Linked DNA regions of Homo sapiens: region 2 is linked to region 1. Evidence: chromatin contacts called from ENCODE Hi-C or POLR2A ChIA-PET data. All regions are on one chromosome and are shown on one strand. The core of a region is the stretch at or near the end of the contact, and the rest is flanking DNA. Distances in the headings are between cores, read along the strand shown. Region 1 holds the start of ZBTB20-AS5 (ZBTB20 antisense RNA 5). Region 2 overlaps ZBTB20 (zinc finger and BTB domain containing 20).

Evidence for each region. Hi-C counts contacts between places; a loop is a spot of excess contacts on that map. ChIA-PET counts read pairs that join two places held with the same protein, here RNA polymerase II (POLR2A). Pooled maps may share reads with other maps.
Region 2: a map of psoas muscle shows a loop between it and region 1 (2.1-fold over the local background). The contact joins the enhancer-like site here to the promoter of ZBTB20-AS5 in region 1. A Hi-C loop is called at or near these places in 8 of 168 maps with a recorded cell type or tissue (B cell, CD8-positive, alpha-beta T cell, Caco-2 and 5 more), 4 of 37 single-sample maps with no recorded cell type and 6 of 50 pooled maps. POLR2A ChIA-PET finds 5 or more read pairs at or near these places in 5 of 52 experiments (IMR-90, OCI-LY7, WTC11 and 1 more).

What each region holds. Positions count from the first base shown.
Region 1 is chr3:114,451,182-114,457,703 of GRCh38, reverse strand. ZBTB20-AS5 (ZBTB20 antisense RNA 5) reads right to left here and starts at 4,111. Exons shown (of 3, transcript NR_121661.1): 1 at 4,064-4,111. The region is part of intron 7 of ZBTB20 (zinc finger and BTB domain containing 20); the gene reads left to right.
Region 2 is chr3:114,493,982-114,500,281 of GRCh38, reverse strand. The region is part of intron 7 of ZBTB20 (zinc finger and BTB domain containing 20); the gene reads left to right. All of the region lies in intron 1 of ZBTB20-AS5 (ZBTB20 antisense RNA 5), which reads right to left. Among named protein-coding and RNA genes, the nearest start is that of ZBTB20-AS5, 44 kb to the right of the region's middle. Within about 2 kb of position 4,186, at least 8 of the 41 ENCODE cell types and tissues checked have a DNase peak (open chromatin) inside an H3K27ac peak, as active enhancers do; they include dorsolateral prefrontal cortex and psoas muscle, where a contact is called at or near this core.

The DNA of each region.
Region 1 (6,522 bases), core at 2,862-5,361:
TGTGATGCTAAAGTATGATTTTAAAATGTAAAGTCCTTAGCAGACTGCTTAGGGCAAGCCAATTAGTAATATGTTGGCCATCATTATTATTATGAGCCAGGAAATATAGTAAAATCTGGGAACAAAGAAATAATACAACCCCAGATGACCTAACATCCTTGAAGTTTAGATTTTAGGAATTTAGTTCTAAACTTTATAATCTCTACTGCCAATCCTTTCTAGTAGAGATCTGTATATTAGATCCTTGCTTTGCTATATGCTTTCATGTCTTGAACCTACATGCTTTGAATATAACACACTCAGCACATCCATAATATACACTTTTGTTTACACACCTTCCTCCATAATAACTACCGTGTAATGACTAGCTGTGTACTTTATATGTTTCCTCATGTCATCCTTAAGACAACTCTATGGGACCAATATCATCACCTTTTACAGAAAGGAAAACTGAGGCTTTCAGAGTAGCTGTGACTTTTGCAGTGTTATATATAAATATGTGTTTGCTCCAAAGCTCTTGTTCTTTTTTCTCAGTTCACCAACAGACATTTACTAAGCACTCCACTGCTTTCTTCTGGGCTCTGGCCTATCAGGTATTTTGGGGCTTGCCAAAGGATCTGCCATTATCAAAATCACTGATTCCTTCCCCCTTTCCAAATCAGTCAACTGTAGGCCGTGTGTTTTAGGCATGGCATAGCAGCCATTGTTAAAGAGGTTGGTGTGCAAATAAACTAAATTACTCTGGCTATGACTTCTCTCAGATTACTTGTCTTTGAGTGGGCTCCCACGTGCCTGACATTTCTTTCGGTTTTCTTCTTTCTCCCTAAGTAGCAATGTTGTTGCTGAAGCATGACTGAGAGATAGTTTTCGGTTTCATACACATCCTGAGTCTTGTTTTAGGGCAAGAAACTTAATCTCTCCAGTAACATCTGATGGCACTGTTCTCTTCATAAGCACCTCTTTCACCATTTAAAAACTGGACCTTCAATTACCCATTGTCAAAAGGGAATCCTTAGTGAACATGATCATATGTGTCCCGAAAAAGATACCATCACTTTCATGGGCGGAAAATATAGTTTCCCCTTTTTAGTAGCTCATTTTCAATTGAAATATATTGGAAAGGTTGTACATACCTAATTCTCCAGGTGGAAAATCTCATCAGTGCTTTAAAACTACATAGTATGCTGAAAGACTCAATCTCTTTCACCCACAATGTGCCTATATTTTAGAAACGAGGTGTATGAGAAAAACCACATCTTCTCACTTGGTGATATATAGCAGATGATGTTCATAGAGCGAATTGTAAATTCAGGGTGAGGTCTTTGTAGATCAAACCACTAGCCTTCATTAGCTTGAAAATGTGACACAAGTTATATCTTGCTGAGACGAGGCCTCTACAATATTATATTTTTCTGCTTTTCTCCTAGAATGAATTAAAGACTTAAATCCCTTGTTCCTAGCATTCAAAATGGTCTCTCTCTCTCTCTCTCCATATATATATATATACATAAACACACATATATATAAAGTGGAAATGTATTTATATATGTAATTATATTTCCATTTGGCTATTTAAACATTTTGAGAAATTGGAGGTTTGTGCACTAACTATATAGGTGGAGTAATCTTCTTATTTGGGAGGTAAGGGTGATTTTCATACCTGTTGGGCCAGATCTTCAAAGAATACTCTAGGTTAGCTGGTGTGGTGGAAAGAGCACTGGCCTGGTGGGCTCCTGGAGTCCTAGTGTCTAGTGTCGACTCTGGGCCTCAGTTTCCTCTCTACTAAATTGGGAGGGGGAGAGATTGATCTCTGGGGCTTTTTCTAGCTCTGTATTCTCTGGGTCTGCAAATCGCCTTCAGTGTCTGCCTTGCCAGCTCTGTTTGTCACAAAGATTAATCCATTTTAACTGTACCTTGGAGTGCACCCGGGAGAGGAGGATGGATGGATTGTTTTGTACCTAATATTGCATCAGAACTTTTGCCTTTTTAGATGAGATCGTGCCGTGCCTAAAATCTGTCTGCCTATCTGCCCACTGACTTTGTCTGTGCTGATCTCTTGCCACGGTGCCTCTTCTTCCAGCATCCTTCTCCCTCCAAGATCTAGATTCGGCATCTGACTGTACCTGTCTTGTTCTCTGCAGCATCTGTCTGCTACACTCCTAGACCATCGTTAATAAACTTTCACACATTACACGAAAACCCCTAATATGTTGGCACCTGCACATAAATATCTATGGTTCATAAAACTAGAGGAGAAAACTCCATTTTTTAAAGACCTCTATCTAGTGCCATTTGTATTTGCACTTTTTGTTTAGTTGTAAGTTTTAATAGTTCCCCCTTTGAGGATTTGTCAGTACGAGCAGTATTGCTTATCAGAACACACCAACAGTCTTTTTGTAATATTCGCTTTTCCCCTTTGGTTCAGCCGAGCCTGCTGACAGATCATTCAAATTCAATTGTTTTATGTCTAAGCCGAACAGCTAATTAAAGTAGGGATGATTAACCTGACTGGCAGTGCCGCTCTCCCTCTCGCGCTCTCTCTCCTTCTCCTTTTCTCTCTCTCTCCCTCCTGTTCCAATCAGTCTTTTTCTCACACACTCTCTCTCTCCGTCTCTCCTCTCTCTCCCTCTCTCTCTCTCTCTCCCCCCCCTCTCTCTCTTCCCCCTCTCTCTTCCTCTCTCTCAGTCTCTCTCTCCCTCCCTCGGTTGGTGTCTCTCTCTCTCTCTCTCTCTCTCTGTCTCTTGCTCTACTGTTTTTTTTTCCTCTCTCTCTCTCCTAAACGTGGTCTGCTTGCTGATGGCAGAATGGCACTCGGAGATTTGTGCATTGTGTCTGGTTTCCTACGGGCAGGCTGACCCAGTGCCTCCAGGGACTTATCAATAGACCACTCAGAAGAGACACAGACAGGAGAGAGGAGGAGGGGTGGGGGGAGAGAGAGAGAATCAATATCAAGAATAGAAGGAGCTCCGAAGCCATTTTTTTTTTAAAGAAGTATCGGGACTTGGGAGAGGGTGACAAAGAAGGTTTTTCAAAGAGGCAGTGGAGGAGGTTCTAATAAATTTGGAAGGAAACAGTTCCCTGTCTTGGGAAAAGGAGAACTCCTGACTGATTAGCATTCACACCAGGTATGAGATGTTCGCTACCCCTTATCACTGTGTCGCAACCGAGATGGAAAAGCCTTTTTTTTTTTTTAGGAGACCGAGGGAGCATGTATTTTGCTGTGTTTGTTGTTGGGGGGTAAGAGGGGCGGCGTGAGAAGCTGTGGGCATTTGTGTATGAGAGCAGAAAGAATGGAAGCAGTACAACGGGGGGTGGGAAAGAGTATGGAGTATGTTACTGTCTTCCCTGTCTTTGTGCACCCCTGGGGGGTTACCCAAGTTCATTTCTAGCAGGTGGATTTAGACGGGAGTTACTTAACGCTTGACCGCCAGTTTTGAAAAAAAAGAAAGAAAAAAACGCTGCTTCCTATGTCTATTAAAGGAAGCTCCAATTTCTCTCTCTCTCTCTCTCTCTCTCTCTCTCTCTCTCCCTTCTCTTTTCCTCTCTCTTCCTCTCTCTCTTCCTCTCTCTCTGCCCCCCATCCCTCTTCCCCTCTCTCCCTCTCCCTCTCTCTTCTTTTTTTCCTCTTCTAACCAGACAGCGGGAGGGTTTCTGGCTCCCAGCCAGCCCAAAAGCCTCTAAGTGTTTTGCACTTGTTTCAGGGAGTAGCTGCCCGGGGATTTTTCAGCATTTTCACTAGAGAACAAAGAGTTCTTTACAAAGGGAAGGGTGGGGGGGGGGGGAGTGAGCTTAATGTCTGATATATGTTTTTCTATTTTTATTAGTTTTTCGCCTAAAAAGAAAGAGACAGGAACAGAACATTCACTCTATAAAGACACAAAGACATTCAAAAGAAATCCAGTTATCTTTTCTCCCCATCATCCCAATATATACATATATGTACATGAAAAAATTAAAAAGAAAAAGACTAGTTAAGTTGCATATGTTGCTCTTTTCTCCTCTTTTAATCTTTCCAAATCCAACTGTTCTTATGCTCACTTTATGCTATTTTTTTTCTACTCACAATAAAAGTTGTTCAGGATGCATCTTCTCTTATCATGTCTTTACCCTTTCTGGGTCGCCAAAATCTTGTGGAAGAAAGAACAAAAGTCCATCAAATAATCAATTTGGTGACTAGAACATCTTCTACTTTTGCCACTTGGGTAAAAAGTTAATTATGGAATTTGGGTTCCCAAAATACCAATGGGGTACATCAGTTCATTCGATCTCACAAGTTTTTGCATCCATCTGTTTAAAAGGTACCACTTGTGTCACTTGTCAGTTATTAAGAAAAGGTAGTAAGGGAGCAGATATTTGTATTTTATTTTTGTTTCTAATTATGTAAATGACAAAACCCCCAGAGAGATTTCTTGCCCCTTCTATGATACACTAGTTCATGCAAAATATAGTCTAGATGGAGATTTTGTCAACGATTCTGATTGCCACGTAGCTTTGTGTTCTCCATTTCAATTTTTGCCTATGCATGTATATTTTTACCATGAATTTGTGTTGTAGCAAACATTTCAGAATGCTTATCATTTTCAAATTAATGCTCCAACAAAAGCAAAAAGAAATCAGATGTGAGCTGTATGTGTAAAATGTAGTAAACAATTTTATCTTTTATATATGCTGTACATTTATATCTTTATGCTAATATCCTGGATTTGTAAACCCAAGATAATGTTTTCTTTCTTAAAGTTCTCCTCTTAATGCATTTATATGTTGATTGTCACTTAGAAATCTTTTTAAGGTACATTATAGACACGAAACTAAACAAGGGGAACAATTCTCAAGCTCTACAAAAATCCTTAAATATATATTATGTACCATTCCTAACTACAGATAACTGTTTTGCTAAGTAGAAAACAGCTACAACAGTTGTTTCAAGAATCAGAAACTCTTTTCTTTTTTTTTCTATTAACTGAAAATAAAATCTATTCATATCCCTGGGGAGGGAAAATGTAGGGGAAAATATAGATATATACATTTTCCATAATTATAGAATGCATTTATGTAACTGCTTCTTAAGGGTGTAATACATATCAGGGCAGAGTGTGATGCTCATCAAAAAACCCTCCTGGCTGGGAGGTGTGAGTGCCTTATGTTTGAAGTAACTTGATAACAAGGAGTCTTTTCGGGAAACCTTACTATGTATGTGTTGCCTCAGTAATGATCCTCAGATAAAAAACAAGTACTAGGTGGCCAGTGTTAGCACTTGAACTCACTGAAAGATATTAGAAGTAGGGGAACTTTTGGCAAATCCAGAATTTTCCAGGGTAACTCACTTCTTACACTTACATGTTTTCTTTAGGAATATTCTTGAATTGCTTTCAGACTTTTCTGTATTTTTGTAGAATTTTTTAATGCTTTTAATAGTGCTTAAGGAGAAAAATACTTTTAAAAAGAATGTCATCCAAATAAGAGAAACTCAGTCTTTAAAAAGTTTTATATTGAAGACAAGAGTTGTTTTGGTTTTGCTTTTTTCCTTTTTGCTTGTGTTCTATTTTTTCTCCCTGAATTCTTTTGTTGCTGTGGGCTGTTGTCCCTGCATTTTTAATTTTTCATTTGGTACCCCCCCTTTTTTTTCTTTTTTCTTTTTCTTTTTGGTCTGTTTTTGATGTGACCAAGGGGATCTTTGAAAGGGGCAGAGGGACTGGGATAACAGGCTGTTACTGAAAGCTGCACTAGCTCTTCTTGATCCCAACTCAGGCAGCTCCTATCAGCTAGTTGTGCCGCCAAGAGTACAGTGACAGGTGATAGCTGTCATTCTGGGATTCTTCGTGGATCTGACCTGAGAGTGACACATTCACAGTCGAGGAGAAAAGGGAAAAAAAATAGAGGAGGAGGAAAGAAAAGCTCTTTGAGCTGGAATACACTGGCCCTTTCTTCCTGTAGGCAATCCGCTCCAGTTCTTGGCGACGTGTCCTGCACTATCAGATATCATATGACTTTTTATTTAGATTCCTTTTCGGAGAATGGCCTGTTAGGACTCTGTTTGTTTTCTTTTATTTAATTTCCTTCTCCCCTCACCCACTAGTTTTGCGTATCTGTGTGTGTCATAGCGTGTGTGCGCACATGCATATGTGTGTGCAATTTTTATCTTTGTTTTTGTTCTGTTGATCTGATGCTTTATTTAAAGACAAAGCTTTAATTATTTCAGTATACTGGTTTAATTATTTGCCAAAAAGAAACCTCATTCTAGGCTTTTTGGGGGGTCCATTTTTAAACACATCCATTAACACATGAGGCTGGAGATCCTATATGCTTGTTGGTCTGCCCTTGGCCCACTCCCTCACCTTAATTTAACCCTCCCCTTCATCAGCATGCACAGCAGTATAAGTTAGGAAACACCTGTGCTGAGTTGAGAGAGAAATAAAAGTAGAAGCAACTTCTTCAAATTTGCACTCCTAGTTTCACTTTAATAAACTTTTTTTAATCGTTGATTTTTTTTTTTTTTTTGGCATCCTCTGTTAAGCTTGAAAG
Region 2 (6,300 bases), core at 2,937-5,436, 43 kb before region 1:
CATATTTCCTAGTTGACTTTGTTGTGGTTTCTAGTGCTTCTGTAGTGTGTATTAGTTTCTTTTGCGTTTGGAGTGTATGCTGTTGGTGGTAATACTAAGTTGCTATCCATGAGGGTGCAGAAAATACCAGTGGCCCAGATACTGTACTTCTATAAAGGCTGCCCTTTACTTGGCTGCAGCTGCTGTTTGCAAAAGTCACTGCTCTTTTAAAGTATAGCTTACATTATTCAGCCAAATACCAGCAACAGTTGGGCTTTTGCTCCCCTGTCAATCATTGGGCAATTATGTATTCTTCAGTTATGTACCCATCCCTAGGTCCAATAGTTTTTAATTTTAACTTCTAGATCAGAGCTTTCATTTATTGACAAAATTTCTAATATCCCTTTACTAAGAAGTACAAGACTGTAAAATAAATAGACTAAACTTTTGTGCAAAATTATGAAGTCTACAGGGGAAAAAAAGAAATCCCAGATTCACGTGTGCCAGAAGGTTTATAAAGGTACCACTCTTTTTTAGAAAAGATGGAAAGGTATTCGGGGGGAAAAAAAAACACGATTTTATATGAAAAAAAAGAGAACGTTCATTATTTAAAATTCAAACCAGGCTGCACTGAATGGGTTTAAATAAATTTTATTTTGAACTGCTTGAAAAAGATTCTAGGCCAATGAACCCAAATAATCAAAGTCACTTATAAGAGACACCACCCAAAAGATCCTACAGGTAGTGATAGTCACCTAATGTGATAAATAATTATCGGTATCCTCTGGCTGCTTCTCACTCTCTGGTGAGCTCTGTTCCTTATTCACAACATTATATCTTGCTTCACTGACTCTTCACTCCAAGGTATTTCTTGTATTATAATCATTTGCACAGAATGGAGGTTCCCATGGCTATTTTGTTTATGCGTGCCTTCCACTAACATTCCTAGAAGATAGTGGCAAATATATTTAGGGAGGCAGAATCCTCCAAAGGATGCTAAGGCTAAAGTGTAACGTGACAGTTTATTTGACAGAGAAAGGAGATTGATTAAACTCCCCAAAGACTGGAGCTGTGTGTAATGCATTTATACAACAGGGGTGGGTCCTACCTGTCCCTGACAAGTCTTGTTATTCTCTATTTCAGTGTTGATAGAGTGGGTCTGTAAATGCTTTGGAGGATGTCAATATGCATGCTTATGGTTACCACTTTATATCTGCACAGCCCTCCCCTCAGTTACCTAGCACTGCATATTTCTAGTCCTCTGACTGGCAAATCATTTTTGTTACAGTTCTTTTGTGTAAAAACAGTTCACATAATAGCTCTGTGTTAGACAAGGCATTAATCCTCACATCACCGGGATGAGTCAGCACAGTGCACTCCTGCCCGCACGGCTCAGCTATTGTGACGTCAGTGCTATAGGGCGAGCCTCAGACACAAGCAGTACAGGGGACCTGTGTCACCAATTAGGAATCAAGGGGGAGACTTTTGAGATAAAAAGTGTAGTTGAAAGGCTGTCTCTGGCTCATAGGAAAATGCAAATCTGATTCTATGCTACATCAGCCATCAGTTGCATAGCTTCTAGAGATATCCTATTTTTTAACCACACATAAGGCTGGGGGAGTGACCTATAATGAGCAGATAATCCGTTCATATACCCATGACCTTGTGCCATCCCTGGGCCAGGCTTCATGTTTGCTTGGCTTGTTCCAAATCTTGAAGCTGCCCTCATATCAGCAGGGTGACCGGGCTTATGACAGTCCTACTGTCCTCAAGTATCCCATAGACACAGTTGATGGTTGATGGCTCCAGAGTGGTGCCCCAGAGGCTCGACAAAAGGAAAAGAAATGTCCAATGTCCCTTGAGAACAGATCAGAACATTATCTCCCCAGTGCTTTGACTCCAAGTGCCTCTTCAATGGCCTCCTCTAAACAGGTACAGAATTCTGCTTGTTCGATCTTCTCTTAGCAGTGCATTTAGTCCAGTATCACAATCTGTATTTGACCTGGATTTCAATAGGAACTGAAGAGCTCTCAGATGTTCCCCCAAGAATTTCCCATTCCATTACTGTTTAGCAGAAACAAAGAGGAACCCTCCATAATCTGCCATGCTACCTTGAAGCAGGTAGCACAGACTTACCTTATTTGGGAAACTTGGTTCTTATAAGTTAGGTCTCTATACAATTCAGATTCAGATTTATTCTCAGGACAATATCTTTCAGTATTGAATATTAAGTCTTGAAAAGGGTGTTAATTTACAGCCTTAGTGGCAGTCTCTGTTAAAAAGACCTTCCTCCATCACAGAATTTATCCCTCACTCTTACTGTCACCCCAGCCAGTCACCAGCCCCTGCCATACCCATCAGAAAGTGCCTTACTGCTGGGATCTTCTGCCTTCATTAGATTGCTAATGGGCTCCTACTATGCTTATAAAAGCTAACACTACTACTTGGCTTCGTTTTGATTAATTATCATGTACAGCTCTTTATTTAGTTTTCATTCAACAAACATTTATGGAAAGCTAGTCACTGTGCTTGGTTCTGGAAACTCCGGGATAAATAAGAAATGCTTTCTTTTGTTAGAAATCTCAGTCTGATAGGGGAGATACATAAGTGAATAAAGACTATAGCATATGATAGGCACTGAAATGCAGGTATATACAAGACGTAGTAAGAGGAATGAAGGAGGAGTGCCCACTTGGATGTGGTAAGGTGACCAGGCTGGGTCTTAAAGTCAGAAGAGTAAATTGCAGTTTACCAGGTAGATATGAAAGAGCAGAAAGAAAAGGGGATCATAATCAAGAAAAATGTAAGAGCATTTACAAAATCAGGAGGCGTTAAGTAGCAGCGAGATTCAGAGGAGTGAATAGTTCAGTGTGATTGAAACATGGTGGTTGAAAGAGTAGTATGAGATTGGGCTGGAAAGCAGGCAGGGGACCTTGCCTGCCATACGGAGGACCTTGTATGCCGTGCAGAGGAGTTTGGACTTGATCCTGCAGGCTCAAGGAGGCTTTGAAGAATTGTAAGCAGATGTATGTTTTAGAAAGAGCACTTGGTGAAAGTGGAGAGGCTGACTCAGAATAGGGAGACCAGGTCAAAGGTAAAAGCCAAAGGCCTGAACTGTGCAGTAGGGGTAGGATGGAGGGAGAGGCTATTTGGTAGTGTTGAAATAGACATTAACCTTTGTGTAATTCCAGCATATCTTGGCCTATTGCATAATCTTTGCCTTCTAGGAGAAAGGCTGAAACATTGTGTGGAGTCAAATTTCAGACCAAAATACATCCTTATGGGATCTTCAGCAAAGACCTCAATTTGAATATGACCTCACTTTGAGCTACTGCCCCCTGGTCACCAGGCTCGCGTGCCTCCTACTGCCCATAGTGGGTGTGAGGGAGGAGCAGGCAGATAAGGAGAAGACATTCCCAGTGTCCTGCTTGTCTCTTCTTTCACCTGAAAATGAAACAGTTTCTAAATAATGCCCCCCTAAAGTCAATCAATGCCCCAATTTCCTATCATTTTCTCATTGCTCCCTTTTTCTAAGCAAAATTTCCAAACCATTGAACTGAATTGCAACTTATGCACAGCCGGGTGTTGAAACAATTCAGTGTATTCATTCCTTCTCTCTGAATTAGAGTTCACCATAAGTGTGCTTTTCTCTTGTTCACTTTGGGCTGCCAGGACAATTTAAAGGAAATTTTCAACAGCTTATGTTTCATGTACTATGTTCTCTTTTGCAAATGGGAGGATATGCGTGGGTGTGTTTAAGCCTTCTCTATATTGCTTTCTGGAGAAAGGTTTGGGAAGATGAACAAGACGAGGAGTAGGGACCTATTGAAAGCCCAGGTCCCCCAGTGACCTGAGTGCAGAACGTAGGCTGGTGATCAGATGGTCAATTATGTGTTTGTCAAAACACAGTGGGCTGCATTCCAGGCTGCCAGCTTTGGAAGCCCAGCTTCTGCCAACCAAATGTCATCTGGGAACATGCAACACTGGGCACTGTGAAGGAGTTTGAAATAGACCATGCCACAGCCAACCTACTGCCAGTCTTATAGCACCAATATGGCATGCACAGCCGGGCCCCATGTTTCAGAGCTCAGGAATTCACTGTACTAAATTCAAGAGGTCAGATGGGTTCATGTTTTCAAAGCCTATGTTCTTTGCTTTGAACACTGTGACTTGCTCCTCAGCAATTTCCAAGGGATTTTTCCAGTCACATCTCTGTGGAAACCACTCTTTTTGTGATGGTTATAAGATCCTTGTAAATGTCCCAGAGGATAGGAAAAAAAAAAATCAACTTGCTCTGACAATGACTATGATTTCGACAGAGGGATTCCAACTCTTAGGAAATTACATTAAAGGTGCATAGCTTTTAAAATATCAGGAACCACCTTGGCAACTTATAAAAAGCAGAAGGGCTTTGCCTATTTTATAAAGTGATTTGCATATACCTGCATAAATAATGTCCCCACCTGTACTTTTATGCATTTAGGTTGAATAAATTAAATTTTGTGATCTTTAAAATATTCACTGTCTTTCATTGCTCAGACACCATTTTCAGGACCCTTCCTCCTCATTTCTTTTCCTAGTGATAAGAGTGGCTATTTTTTTTTCAATCTTTTGACTCATTCAGAGAATCAAAACACTCTGAACACCAATCGACTATAGCCAGGAATATTACCTCCCTCTGGTTGCATTTCTCTTAGCCTTTCTACCTATCAGATGGTGAGTTCCATGTATTTTTAATAAGAGAAATAAAGTATTACTAAGGCGAAAACACAGCACAAGACAGATTTAAGTTCTATTTACATATATATGTAAGAGAGAGAGAGACTGTGTGTGTGTGTGTGTGTGTGTGTATACACAGACTTGCACTGATACACACCTCAGGGACATGCCCATAGTAACCTTTTCTTTCTTTCACCACTGCACTGCGACAACCTCTTCAGGAACCATCCAGCTACTAAGCCATTTCCGTTGTACCTTGGGCCTTCAAATCAAAGCCTGGTCAGTAGGCCACTCTCCCCCACATTCACGCTTTAAGATATTATTAAAAACATGCTATGTACAAAGAATAATTTTTATTGGATAGTTAAAGCATAAATATACCATAAGTACATGACCCTTTCTTGCTCTTAAGGAATTTAAAATTGAGTTAGGAAAAACAGTTATATTGTTGAGCGTTGTGTATGCACATAAGATAATAAATGACTAAGTTCCAAAAGGAATGATACAGTCCAGGAAGTACCATAGGGTTTCATTCATGAAAGAGCCTTGCAGGCTAGAAAGTTTCATGTAAAACTGATTCAGCTGAGTCTTGAAAACTGGCTAAAATGTAAAAAAGATGAAGAGAAACAGAATCATATTCCAAGCAAAATCATATACCAAAGTGTTGGAATCTTCGAGGGGGCCCATAAATAGCATCACTTTTCCCCACTTGAATTCTAAACCTATTGAAAAATAAGACAAAAGAACTGATAGCTAGGGAACCAAAATTTTTATAAAGGTTGGTTGAAGAGCATAGCTTAGTGTAAAGAGGAAATGGGTTTGCTGACTCTCTTCCCTTCAGTCAAACCTTTCAAAAGCTCTCTTACAGGAAAATGTGGATCTGCATATGAGCAACACTTTCCAGGTCATCACCTCCCGATAGTCTCAGTAGAAAAGGAAGGACAAAGAGGTTAAACTCCTGTGCTTACAAATTTGGATAGATCAGTTCTACCTACCTGAGAAATATAGACCAAGGGCTTTCCCACCAATGGGATACTTTGCCTCCATGGGGAATTATAAGGAATGAGACAAGAGGAAAGCAGTGTTTAGAAAACATCTGGAAACTAGGAGTAGGGAAGAGGCATTCTTACCCACACTGACATCCATAGACTGGAAAACAAGAGGAGGAAGTACTGAGTGAGATGAAAATGGGAACCAGAGCCACATCTGGTCTGAGAGCATATACCTGGGGTAAGAACCAGTAGTCCTACTGGTTATCCAAGATCTAAACTAAGGGCCCCTTTTCAGAGTCTCAAAAGTTACAAGAATCAGAACCTGGGGGAACAGGCAAGAAATGAAGATAATGGACAAAAGCCTAGTTAGGAAAAAAAATACAAAAACTCTAGTTTCTTGTTCAACTAATAATAACAATAAGAAATACCTATTGAGTGCTTGCCTTGCTTTAGATACTGGACTAAATACTTTTCATGGCTATCTGATTTAACCTTCAAAACTACCCTATTAAGTAGATGCTACTATAATCCTAATTGTGCAGATCAGAAAACTGAGATTTAACATGTTTGATTTATTTTATAAGAACATCTAATAAATGGTAGAGATAGA